2 separate regions of the Homo sapiens genome follow, and region 1 is linked to region 2. A link is a loop called in an ENCODE intact Hi-C map of the cell type or tissue named here. Cell type or tissue: MCF 10A. All regions are shown on one strand. Links, peaks and the distances in the headings refer to the core of each region. The heading gives the core; the rest is flanking DNA.

What was found. Hi-C counts contacts between places; a loop is a spot of excess contacts. Peaks named below come from ENCODE experiments on the same cell type or tissue, not always from the same donor. Only the 100,000 strongest peaks of a DNase experiment are listed, where the experiment ranks them.
Region 1: a loop joins it to region 2, with 3 times the contacts of the local background. A loop is called at or near these places in 2 of 110 quality-filtered maps.

What each region holds. Positions count from the first base shown.
Region 1 is chr14:51,601,370-51,606,755 of GRCh38, forward strand. It overlaps a transcript of FRMD6 not described here and the pseudogene LOC124903415. Among named protein-coding and RNA genes, the nearest start is that of FRMD6-AS2, 4.1 kb to the left of the region's middle. In MCF 10A, for the core only: no CTCF peak of the experiment used is centred there; DNase peaks (open chromatin) are centred at 2,312 and 2,932.
Region 2 is chr14:51,486,512-51,491,897 of GRCh38, forward strand. The region is part of intron 2 of FRMD6-AS2 (FRMD6 antisense RNA 2); the gene reads right to left. It also overlaps a transcript of FRMD6 not described here. Among named protein-coding and RNA genes, the nearest start is that of LINC02310, 92 kb to the left of the region's middle. In MCF 10A, for the core only: no CTCF peak of the experiment used is centred there; DNase peaks (open chromatin) are centred at 2,510 and 3,990.

The DNA.
Region 1 (5,386 bases), core at 86-5,085, 110 kb after region 2:
TTCAAGTCTGGGTAACTTATCTTTCTTTGCCTACCTGGTGAGAGGATACCTTTGCAGGAAATGCTGTCACATCAACCCTCCATTGCCCTATTTCTCTTTGCCTGTCCAAGGGTTACCTTGGAATTAGTGGTGAAACTTCCAGGTTCAGTCATATGCTAAAGGACTCATGAATGCATTTTGTTTGGAGCTTTACAAATCTCTAGAAATTTAGTAAATGGCTCAAGAACTCCCTCTAAGCTCAAGTTGTTTAAATTTTATTTTTCTTTTTATCATTTATGCACAAGTAAAACCATGAAGTAGTGACTTCAACTGGATAAAAGGCTTAAGACCCTGAGGATATTGTGAAGCCATTATCCATGAGAGGAAGAAGGCAAGGTCCTATGTCTACCAACATGCAGACAAATGTCCCTGACTGCCTAGGCTTGGTAACATTGAGCAATTATTTTTGTCCTTATCATAATTTAGTCATTTAATTTCTTTATCATTTTCTTGGCAGTTAATAGCCTCTGATTTGAATTTTTATTTTTTCTTGTACCACAGTTGTTCTGCCTCCCTGATTAGATTGTAAGCACCAGTAGATAAGTCATCTTAGCCTACTTGGCAAGCCTTATAATACCAAAATCAACTTCCTAAATGAAGAGCTGGGTATCCAGCCACTCAAAAATGTTTTCCCCAACATTCCGTTAGCCTCACTGGTACATGTTCTTTTAAATGGAAATTCTCAAAGGGAGAGTTGATCCCCACTAATCACTCTTTAATGTGAATTAATTCAGTCAGATAATCAGATGCTCCAAGAAATAGAATTAAAGAAAATAGAAGTAATTTTTGAACATATGGAACTCTGGGAGAGGGTGGCCAGCTTACTAGGAAAGGACTTTGGGGTAATCAGGAGTGTATGTCCGTGTATGTGTGTGTGTAAATCCAGGAGAAGGGAGGGTTGGAAAGAGAATTCTCACAATCCTATAACTTTGTGGCTAGAAACAGATGTAGGCTTATGTCTCTAAGGATGAATGGATGATTTGGAGCAAGAAAGGACCAGTCACTTGCTTTTGTATGACACACAGACTAAAGGTAGTTTTCACATTTCTAAATGATTAGAAAATAATCAAAAGAAGAAGACTATTTTATGACACATGAAAATTATATGAGAATCACATTTCAGGGTCTATAAATAAAATTTTGTTGAAACATGGCCATGCTGATTCATTTATGGATTGTCTATGGCTGCTTTTGTGCTATGATGGCATGGCTGAGTAGTTTTGACAGAGACTGTATGGCCCAAAAAGCCTAAAATATTTACTACCTGCCCCTTTACAAGAAAAGCCTGTCAACTACTGATTTAGAGCAAAGTGTTTGTTTCTTTTTCACTTTCATGCATTTGGGTGAACAGTTTTTTAACACTTATAAAATATTTCTTCCCTTTCATAAAATATTAGAATATACAGAGATAATTACAGAGATGTTTATCCCAATATTATTAACATTCAAAGAAACAAAACTTCATGCTAACCATGTGGTACTGGTGAAATTATGGTATAGCTATACAATTGATTGCTGTGGAATAATTTATTGGTGCTATGGTCTAAATATTTGCATCACCTCAAAATTCATGTGTTGAAATCCTAACTCCCAAGGTATTAGGTGATGGGGTTTTTAGGAAGTGATTAAGTCAAGAGGGCTGAGCCCTCATGAATGAGATTAGTGCCCTTATAAAAGAGACTCCAGAGAGCCAGCCAGCTCTTCCACCACATGTGGATACAGCAAGAAGCTACCATCTACCAACCAGAACTCCAGCCCTCACCAGACACTGAATATGCCAGCACCTTGATATTGGACTTCCCAGCGCCCAGAACTATAGGAAAAAAATTTCTATGGTTTATAAGCCACATAGTTTATGATACTTTGTTATAACTGCCTGAATGGACTAAGACAAGTGGCATAAAAACTGTTTCCAGTTTTAACTCTTTATACAACATGAACCCATAAAAAATGTTTCAATCAAAAATATCATCAAAAAGCCATACCAACTTTCAGATATGTTGTATCTGAGTGGTGGATTGCAAGTGATTTTTTTTTTCTTCTTTTTGCTTCTCTGTATTTCTTGAATGGTTTACAGTGAACAAATACTACTTTTATAAAAAGGAAAAATACATAACGAAAAACTTTCCTTTGATACTAGAGATGGTTAGAAAAAAATAGAACAAAATTATAATATGTTAGATATTTTTTCATCCTTCCCTAAGGTAAAAATGTTCTCCTGGGAGACAGTGGAGCAAGGGCCTTGGCATCAAACTGCTCACTGGGGTTGAGAAACCAAGACTGCCAGTCACTAGTTACGTAACCTGGACTGAAGTGCTTGCTATCTCTGAACCTCAGTTTTCCGAGTTCTCAAATAAGGAAAATAACATCCTCTTAGGGCTTCTTCAAGCATTAAATAAAATCATACATAGAAAACAACTAACTCACATGGTGACAGGCACATAAGCACTAAAAAAATGACTAATTTTCAACATATTTTATGTAGAATATTTGCCATACGATGTCCTGCCTTCCACGGTAATTTCTCTTGTGATACAAAAAAAAAAAAAAAGTCCCTAAGATGAAATACATGGAGTGAGGAGCAGAGGAAGGTGAGGGAGTGAGTATCAGAGCAGTGAGGAGACAGATGCCAACTATCCTGAGCATAATGGAAAATGGAGCAGTTCAGAAGAGCCACTGGCTTTGTCATTTGGTCAGGAAGCTTTCATTACTACTTGCAATAGTGAGAGACCGCTAGATTGCTGGGTGGGGGCAGAATGTCTGCATGTGTGTGATGGTGCAGGTCTGGGAGGAAAATTTTTCCAACAGTTCACAGTATAGTTCCACAGTTTTGAGCACCCATTGCGTGAAAAGCACCGGAGATTCCAAGATGTGTAAGATACAGTACATTCCAGAGTGAGCTCTGGCCTTGTGGTGGGTTGGAAGGAATCGCTTTGGAGTAAGGCATTGAGCAATCACTTGGAATGCTACTTACTTGAACTGGAAACTATGCTTTCCAGATTATTATCATTATTATTATTAGTGTGCTTTCAAGATTATTATTTGAAGGAATTCACAGCAAGAAGGAAGATTCTTACTAAAATACTATTAAAATCTTCATGTTTTGCAGAAATCATTGGATATAATTGGGCCAGAAATAAAAAGAAACACTAAAAAAACTAATGATAAGTTGGGGGAATAGATGCTAAGAGCTTAAGAGAATGGGAAGAGGTGAAGAGAAAGTTCTATGGCCCATTGTATTTCTTCCACCAGATGCCAAGGAGCATCCCTTGGGTAGAACAACGTCAACTAGAAACTCTGAAGTGTGCCATATTCTTTTCATCCTCCTTGTCTATCTTCTTGTCCAGGGAATACTAACTACTCCAAGAGTTCATTTTCCACCTTTATACTCTTCCAGGCCCTCTCCACGCCTCTGTACTCCCAACCTCCTCAGGGGCCATGCTAATCTCTGTATCATTTCAATTTTAGTATATGTGCTACCAAAGTGAGCACTGCTTACTCTTAATACTGGCACAAGTGAATATATTCCAGTCCTGAGATTATATCGTTGAAGTGTAATGGCCTATGCGAGCTGTGATCTCAAGATACATGAGGGGTAAAACAAACAGAAACCAACCAAAACAACACCATTGCTTTGTGAAGTTCCCTGTATCTCTACCCCTGCCTGGCCACCCATCTAATTTGTTACATAGTCATTACTTTTTTATGCTATTTACTTCTCTGCAGGTTTCTTTTTTTTTTTTTTTTTTTATTGATCATTCTTGGGTGTTTCTCACAGAGGGGGATTTGGCAGGGTCATAGGACAATAGTGGAGGGAAGGTCAGCAGATAAACAAGTGAACAAAGGTCTGGTTTTCCTAGGCAGAGGACCCTGGGGCCTTCCGCAGTGTTTGTGTCCCTGGGTACTTGAGATTAGGGAGTGGTGATGACTCTTAACGAGCATGCTGCCTTCAAGCATCTGTTTAACAAAGCACTTTACATATATTTGCATTACATTATTTATTCCAATTTTAGGATGGGTTTGAAGAGGATGGGTTTGAATTTGCTACATCAAATAAGGGAAAGAAATCATTCTTTCTTAATGTCTCCACACGTGAAGTATTTGGAGTCCCTATAATTATGTTGCTTATGTCTTACCCCAAAAGATGTATGCTCTACTTGAATGTCCCTCGTGAAAATGCTGAGAGAGAATATATACCTTAAAAGGCACTTCAGGGAGGTGTCATGCCCCCATCTGCAGAAATGGCACCCAGCAGATCAAGACTATACAGGATTAGCTTTCTATTGGATCTGGAATATGACTCTTTCTATCATTGGAAATGGTATGTGCAAATGTTGCTAACAGGATGTGGGCTATACATTTTGAGACCTGTTGAAAGAGAAGGCAACCAGAGTCACAAGATATCACTTTATTCATCTGTAAAGGGAATTCAAGTGGTCATATCAGGAAGAGCTGTACCCCCGAGTCTCAGAACTTGTGTCCTTCCTACTGCTGAGGCTGGATACACTGAACCCACTCCACTTTATTACTCAGGCTCCATGCTGTTGTCTTCAGAGGGTCAGAGAAATTGGTGTCTTAATTGAAAATTGATAATGCAGCCAGAAGTATGATGGGTTAGTTTCTGAGGCTAGAGAAAGTGTGTTCTCTCCAGGGTAAGGTAAGCGTTATCCTTTGCCATGCCTGTGCATCACAGTGAGATGCCAGGAAGTTCTAGGGGGGTGGGTGTAGTCAAGAATGTGACATCAAGTCTTCAAGCACTTGGTAGCATCTCCTTGGCCTTCTGGCCTGGGGAAAGAATGATCCATTCCACACAAATATCCTCAAACTCACCAACTCACACACAGCCAGTAATACACATGGACATTCAGAAATACACAGGCACAGCCATACGTACAACAAGCACACATATTAATGTATATACACAGTCACACATACAAATATGCACATGCCCACACATATAAGCACATATATGTGAGACACATGCACATCCTCACATACACATGCACATATGTACACCCCTGCTGGGCACTCTGCAGGCCTTTTCCAAGGAACAATCTCTAGTCCCCAGCCCTCTCCCATCACCTCTGTCCTAATGATGCTCTGACCCTGGGATAATACTTAGGTGACCCTGGCTCTCCTGGGCTCAGTCCATGAATTATTTCTATCCCAATAGCTCTAGGATTGAGTGTCTGAAATGAATGCTGAAAAGCAGGGAGGTTGCATGTATTAGTTGGGGTCCTCCAGAGAGACAGAGCCAATAGGATAAATATAGGGAGAGATATGAGAGGGAATTTATTAGGGGAATTGGCTCATGCAAATGGAGGCTGGGAAGACCGTGACACGCCAT
Region 2 (5,386 bases), core at 229-5,228:
AAGTTCTTACTGTATACCTGTTATCATAACTGGCACTGAAAACATAGAAAAAATAAAAGACCAGAATAGTTCCCAAAGGAATCAAATTTCATACTTGTATCTTCGTGGACACTGATACAATGCTAATCTCTTTCCTGGTCAGTCCAGAGCTTTGCTGATCTATAGACTCAATCACAAGATGCCTATTTCAAGTTGAAAGTGGATGAGAAATTCTGGTTGTGGGTATGCTTGTCCTTATGTGGAAGATGCCAGTCATTCTCTCTTTTGTCATTTAACCTATGTTGTCATATCCCTAACGATCTCTGACCTTGCAGCCCTTAAAAAGAATGATGCAATGCTATATATGCTAGGCATGGAAAGATGTCCTAGATACAATATTCAGTGAAAAAAGCAAGTTTCAGGATAGTATATAGGGTATAAAACCGTTTTTTTTTTTTTGTTTTTGAAGTACTGGAGAAATGTTGTTCTGGGACCAGCAGCATGAGCATTACCTGGGAACTTGTTGGAAATGCAAATGCTTAGGCCTCACCCCAGACCTACTGCATCAGAAACTCTCAGTATGGGTTTGGGAATCATGAACATGACCCCCAGGTGGTCCCAATGAATGCTCAAGTTGAAGACCTGCTGCTCTAGCGTGTACAGTGTCCCAGTATTGTTTGTTACTGTATATAGTATCCTAAGGTCTAGTGTGGGTTTGTCACAGCTTTATAACTGGCTTATAGTTACAGTCCCTGTAAATGAATTGCTTGTTATAAAGAATTTTGATTACATTATTTTTGGTTTATTGTATTTGTATATACATTTCCTTTACAAAATCAGTAAAATACAAAATCAACAAATTATAGGTACTGGAAAAAATGCTGCTGACTATATGAAAACAATCTCTAGATGGCTGTACATTAAGCCAGTGCTTTTCAGACTCTGATTTACATACAGATCACTTGGGGGATCTTGTGAAAATGCAAGACTGGATTAAGGCCTGAGGTCCTGCATTTCCAACCAGCTCCAGGTCAGTGCTGCTGTTCTATGGGTCACATTTTGAATAGCAAGCCACTAAAATGTTATCCATAGTTATTGTTGGAAGGTCAAATGGTGGGGAGTTATGCTTTGTACATTTCACCTTTGCGCATTATTTTTTAAAAATATTTTTTACAAATAACTATATTCAGAGAAAGGATGAAAGATTTTTAAAGTCTTTCACCAGAATTTGCCTTACTTTGACATCTCTCTGCTATGCAGGCTTAGCCTTGAAACACATTTCCAAGAGTGAAGCAAAAGGAAACTCATTTATTGGCCCTAGAAATCCCCCCACTGATACTGTAGAAATGAATGTTAAAAAGCAGTGGTGATAGGTATAGAGGGAAGTAGGAAGAAATTCATATTAGCTGGAATTTTTTTAGTGCCAGTATTAGAAATCTAACTGAAATGGGCTTAAGGAGATAAAGGACATTTTTAAGAAATCTGAGGGAAATGCTTGCTTTCGTCATGGCTGAATGAAGTGTTCAAACGATGTAGTAACGAGATCTGCTTTCTTCTGCAGTGGCTTTATCTTCAGGCAGTTCCTCTTTCCCTAGGGTGGCCACCAGCAGCCCTAGGCTCTGCTTCTATGATTAGAAACCACAGCAGAATGAGAACCTCCCTTCCCAGCAAAAATTCCAGGGACGACTCCCATTGGCAGGAGCCCGTCTCTGAAATTTTCGCAGTAATTTTGATTGGCTAGACTTGGCCACAGGCCCACTTCTGAAGAAGTCTGGGGGTGGTGTCAACAACATCCACGACAGCTGAGAGGAAGGGGTGATTCCCCAAAGGAAAATCAAAGTTTTGATACAAAAACAAGATGGAATAGATGTAAAACTGAGAGATGGTGTTCTGTTATTGTGCCAGTCTTCCAGCCCAATCCTTTCATTTTGCTTATTTGGAAATCAGTTTAAGGGATTTATTCAAGGTCACATGGGTAGTCAACAGCAGAGCAAGACTTAACAACTTCTGCCCTATTTCTACATCCTCTCTACTGTAGTACTACCACCTTCTTGGAAACTAGGAATGAATCAAACATGGAGCTTCTATAATGCTTGCCTTATCTTTGAAATGTCTTCTTAAATACTGTATTTCATGATATTGAATTTAAAGGAACTCTAATTGCACATCTCTCATCTTTGACTCTCCTACATTGACTGCCTGGAGTAAGAAAGCCACATTCTTTCTGTGATAGTAATCCTTGCTACTCCTTTCCTCTTTGGGGAAACAAGTCAAAGCTTGACAAAGTGTAGCTGCTGATCTATTTGAACGAAGTTCGATCCCTAACCAGTGATCCCATGAATGAGGTGGATGCCCTATGGATGGAGAAGCTCACACCGGCCTCTGCTTTTTTTGTGGTATATTTTATCCCGAGAGCTTGATTAATAATCTAGACTGGGTCCTCCCTTTGGGTGGGTATGTTGCCCTCCCAATTTTCCCAGGCACAGCAATATCTCTGCAGACAGGTACGGGCATGCATCAGAAATCTGGAGGCTCGCCCAAAAAGTTATGTCTGCTGTTTGTGAAGGGGCAATGTAGCAATTATATGAGTAATGCAGTGGCAGATCTTCTATGAGAAATTAAAACTGGAGAAAGAGGGCTTTCCTCCTTGAAGGAAGGGTGTTGGGTGAACTAACACTATTTTCTCCTGCCCTTTCCCCCAATCTCAATCCCTTTCTCTCCAAACATTCTTCCTTGAGCACCCCACTCTGGCACTCAAAAAGCCATGGGAATGGGAAAGAAGTGGCTGGAAGTAAACAGCCTGCTTACTCACAGCAACTGAAAATTTTGTTTCGACGATTCTGGTTCCAGGGGCAGGAGCTGAAGATTAATGCCTGGAGTCTGCCCCATTCTGAGAGCAGCAGCCTGGCTCCTGGTGGCTCCAGCAGCAGGTAGGAAAAAAATGTTTGTTCTTACCCTTTTTTATGAAATATAATCTGAAGACAAATTTAATGTTAAATTCCTGTACAATGGGCACAGTAGAATCATCGAAGGGTTTAAATAATTTGATTTGTCTGCAAACCAGCCCAAACTGCTGAGGGAGTTGGTTCTGCTGCTGAAGTTGATCTGTCTCATGATTTATTCTTTAGGGAAGGGGGTACCTTGGGTTGTCCAATGTAACAGCCACTGCTGTCAGGGCTAGGAAGAAACTCACATCTTCATGACTTGACAGTGCCTGTGCTTTCTGTACTTTTGCTTACAGTGTGTGTGTTTATGTACGTGTCCTGTACTCTAGACACACACTTGCCTTGGTAAGAACACTCTCAAAAACACAGATGATAACCTGACCAGAAGACCGGTCCCTTTGATGCACCGTTTTATTCTAAATGTTTCAAGAGCCCAACAATGACTTCTTGTAAGACACCATCATAAGTTTTTAAAAAGGAAGTTATTAAGAGTCTGGGAAACATTAAGTAGGTGTCGGTTACATTAGTATCAGTTACATGCTTACCCTCTGGGTTGGAAAAGGAGACATTTACATATTTGGGGTTCCTGCACTTCTTTTATGAGGGGTATAACTTAGCAAAACTAGACAAGAAACTGTACAATGAATACAATGAGCTGTTACAGAGTTTGTCATAACCAGATCCCAAGTGTTGTAAAAGTAAAATATGATGCATGTGTGATAGAAGGAAGTGATAAAGGGAATATGGAGAAGAACAAAGTGGAGTTTTATGAGAATTTCTAGGTCTACTTTTAAAAAACAGACTAAGTTTGTGAGTCAGTAACTAGGCAATCAGTTCTCAGAGAAGCTACTTATGAACTGTGTCATCACATTACTTTTAAGATGACCAAATATTGAGGCTATCTGTTGTTTGCCATTGTGAGTGTGTGCTTGTGTTTCTGCATGTGTATTTATGACAGAGAGAGAGAGACAGAATATGAGGGAGGGAGAGAGGAGAAACTCTCATATATTGGCTTACAGACAAATGCTGGGTCATTTAAAAATGCATCTCTGTAACCACTTGTTCTGGAAACATTAATCACCACCTTCTGTGTTTTGGGCACCGTGCTGGGTCCTGGCTGTATACGTGTGTATAGTGTGTGGGGCACAGTGCTAGGTCCTGGACGATATATGTGTGTATTTTGTGTGTGTGTGTGTGTGTATAAAATGCGAAATTTCTTCTTTAGTAACCTTTACCTACCTCTTATTCGTGTTGCCAACAAAAAGACAACCGCAGAGTTTTAGTGCAGTTACCGTAGCAGAATTCTTAAGGTGGCCCAGTTACCGAAACTGCTTGTGTACTGACCTACTATAAAAATATGTATTGTCTATATATACTTGGGAATGACACCCTGTTGAAAATAAATACTGTGTTCCTCTCAGTACTGGGCTCAAGCTTCCTTAAAATCCAGTTCTCCAAGGCCAAGAATAGTGAGAGCACTGCTATGAGATTTGGACCCTGTTTGTGATCCCTGAGTTCCCTGGGCAAGGGCCCTGGTTCTTGACTAAGGGCAGGCTCTAAGGCAGGGACCAAATACCTTCTCTGCCCTGCCCTCTCCCCAAAACCCTGGGAATGAAGTTGAATGGGGAGTGGGGTGGGTGGAGCCCCTTCCCCTTTGGAAGACTCTTCCCTGGGTGTCTCCAAGGGAAGCTTCTTTTCTCTTTTGCATCGTTCTGAATGCCCTAGGCCCTCAACAAACATTCTTGAACTTCCTTGCATGTTAGCATGGGGCCCTCACCTGCCCTAAGAGGCTAACTCCTTAGCTGGACTGAGGCAGGCCCACAGGCAAGGTTGATAGATGTAAAGGTCACCTCAGTACCAGCACATGCGCTTCCTTTTCACTGCTTCCTTACAGCTGCTTCTTCTCTTGGTTGCTATAAATAACATCCTTCCCCACTCTGGAAAATGTCTGAGTTTTTCATTGATGGTTCCCCAGCTCCTCACATCTCCTAGTTCTGGTGAAATATGCTGCCATGGGGGAAATGACAAAGCAGAGGAAGAAATCAGCAGCAATATCAGTAACAGCACCCAGAATTTGCTGAGCGCCAGCTATGTGCCAGGTACTGTGCCAAAGGCTTTATATACCTGATCTAATTTATTCTTTACAACAACCCTATGAAGTAAGGACTACTGGTATCCCCATTTCATAGAAACAAACAAACAAAACAAAACAAAAAAATTTAAAAAATGAAACCAAAATGGACGCTTAGCCTTTTCTCTGCTGCTGGGGGATTCAAATCTAAGTGCCCGACTCCAAAGCATTCGACCACAGCCTGTGATGACAGTGAAAATCAAATTGATCTTGAAAGTTGGCCAGGAGAAGACAGTACAGCTCTGTGAGGCGGACACTTAGGCAGAATCCCTTCTGGCCCTCTTAGCTCCCCTGTTCTTCCATGGAGGCTCTGGAAAGGTCTGCTGGAAAC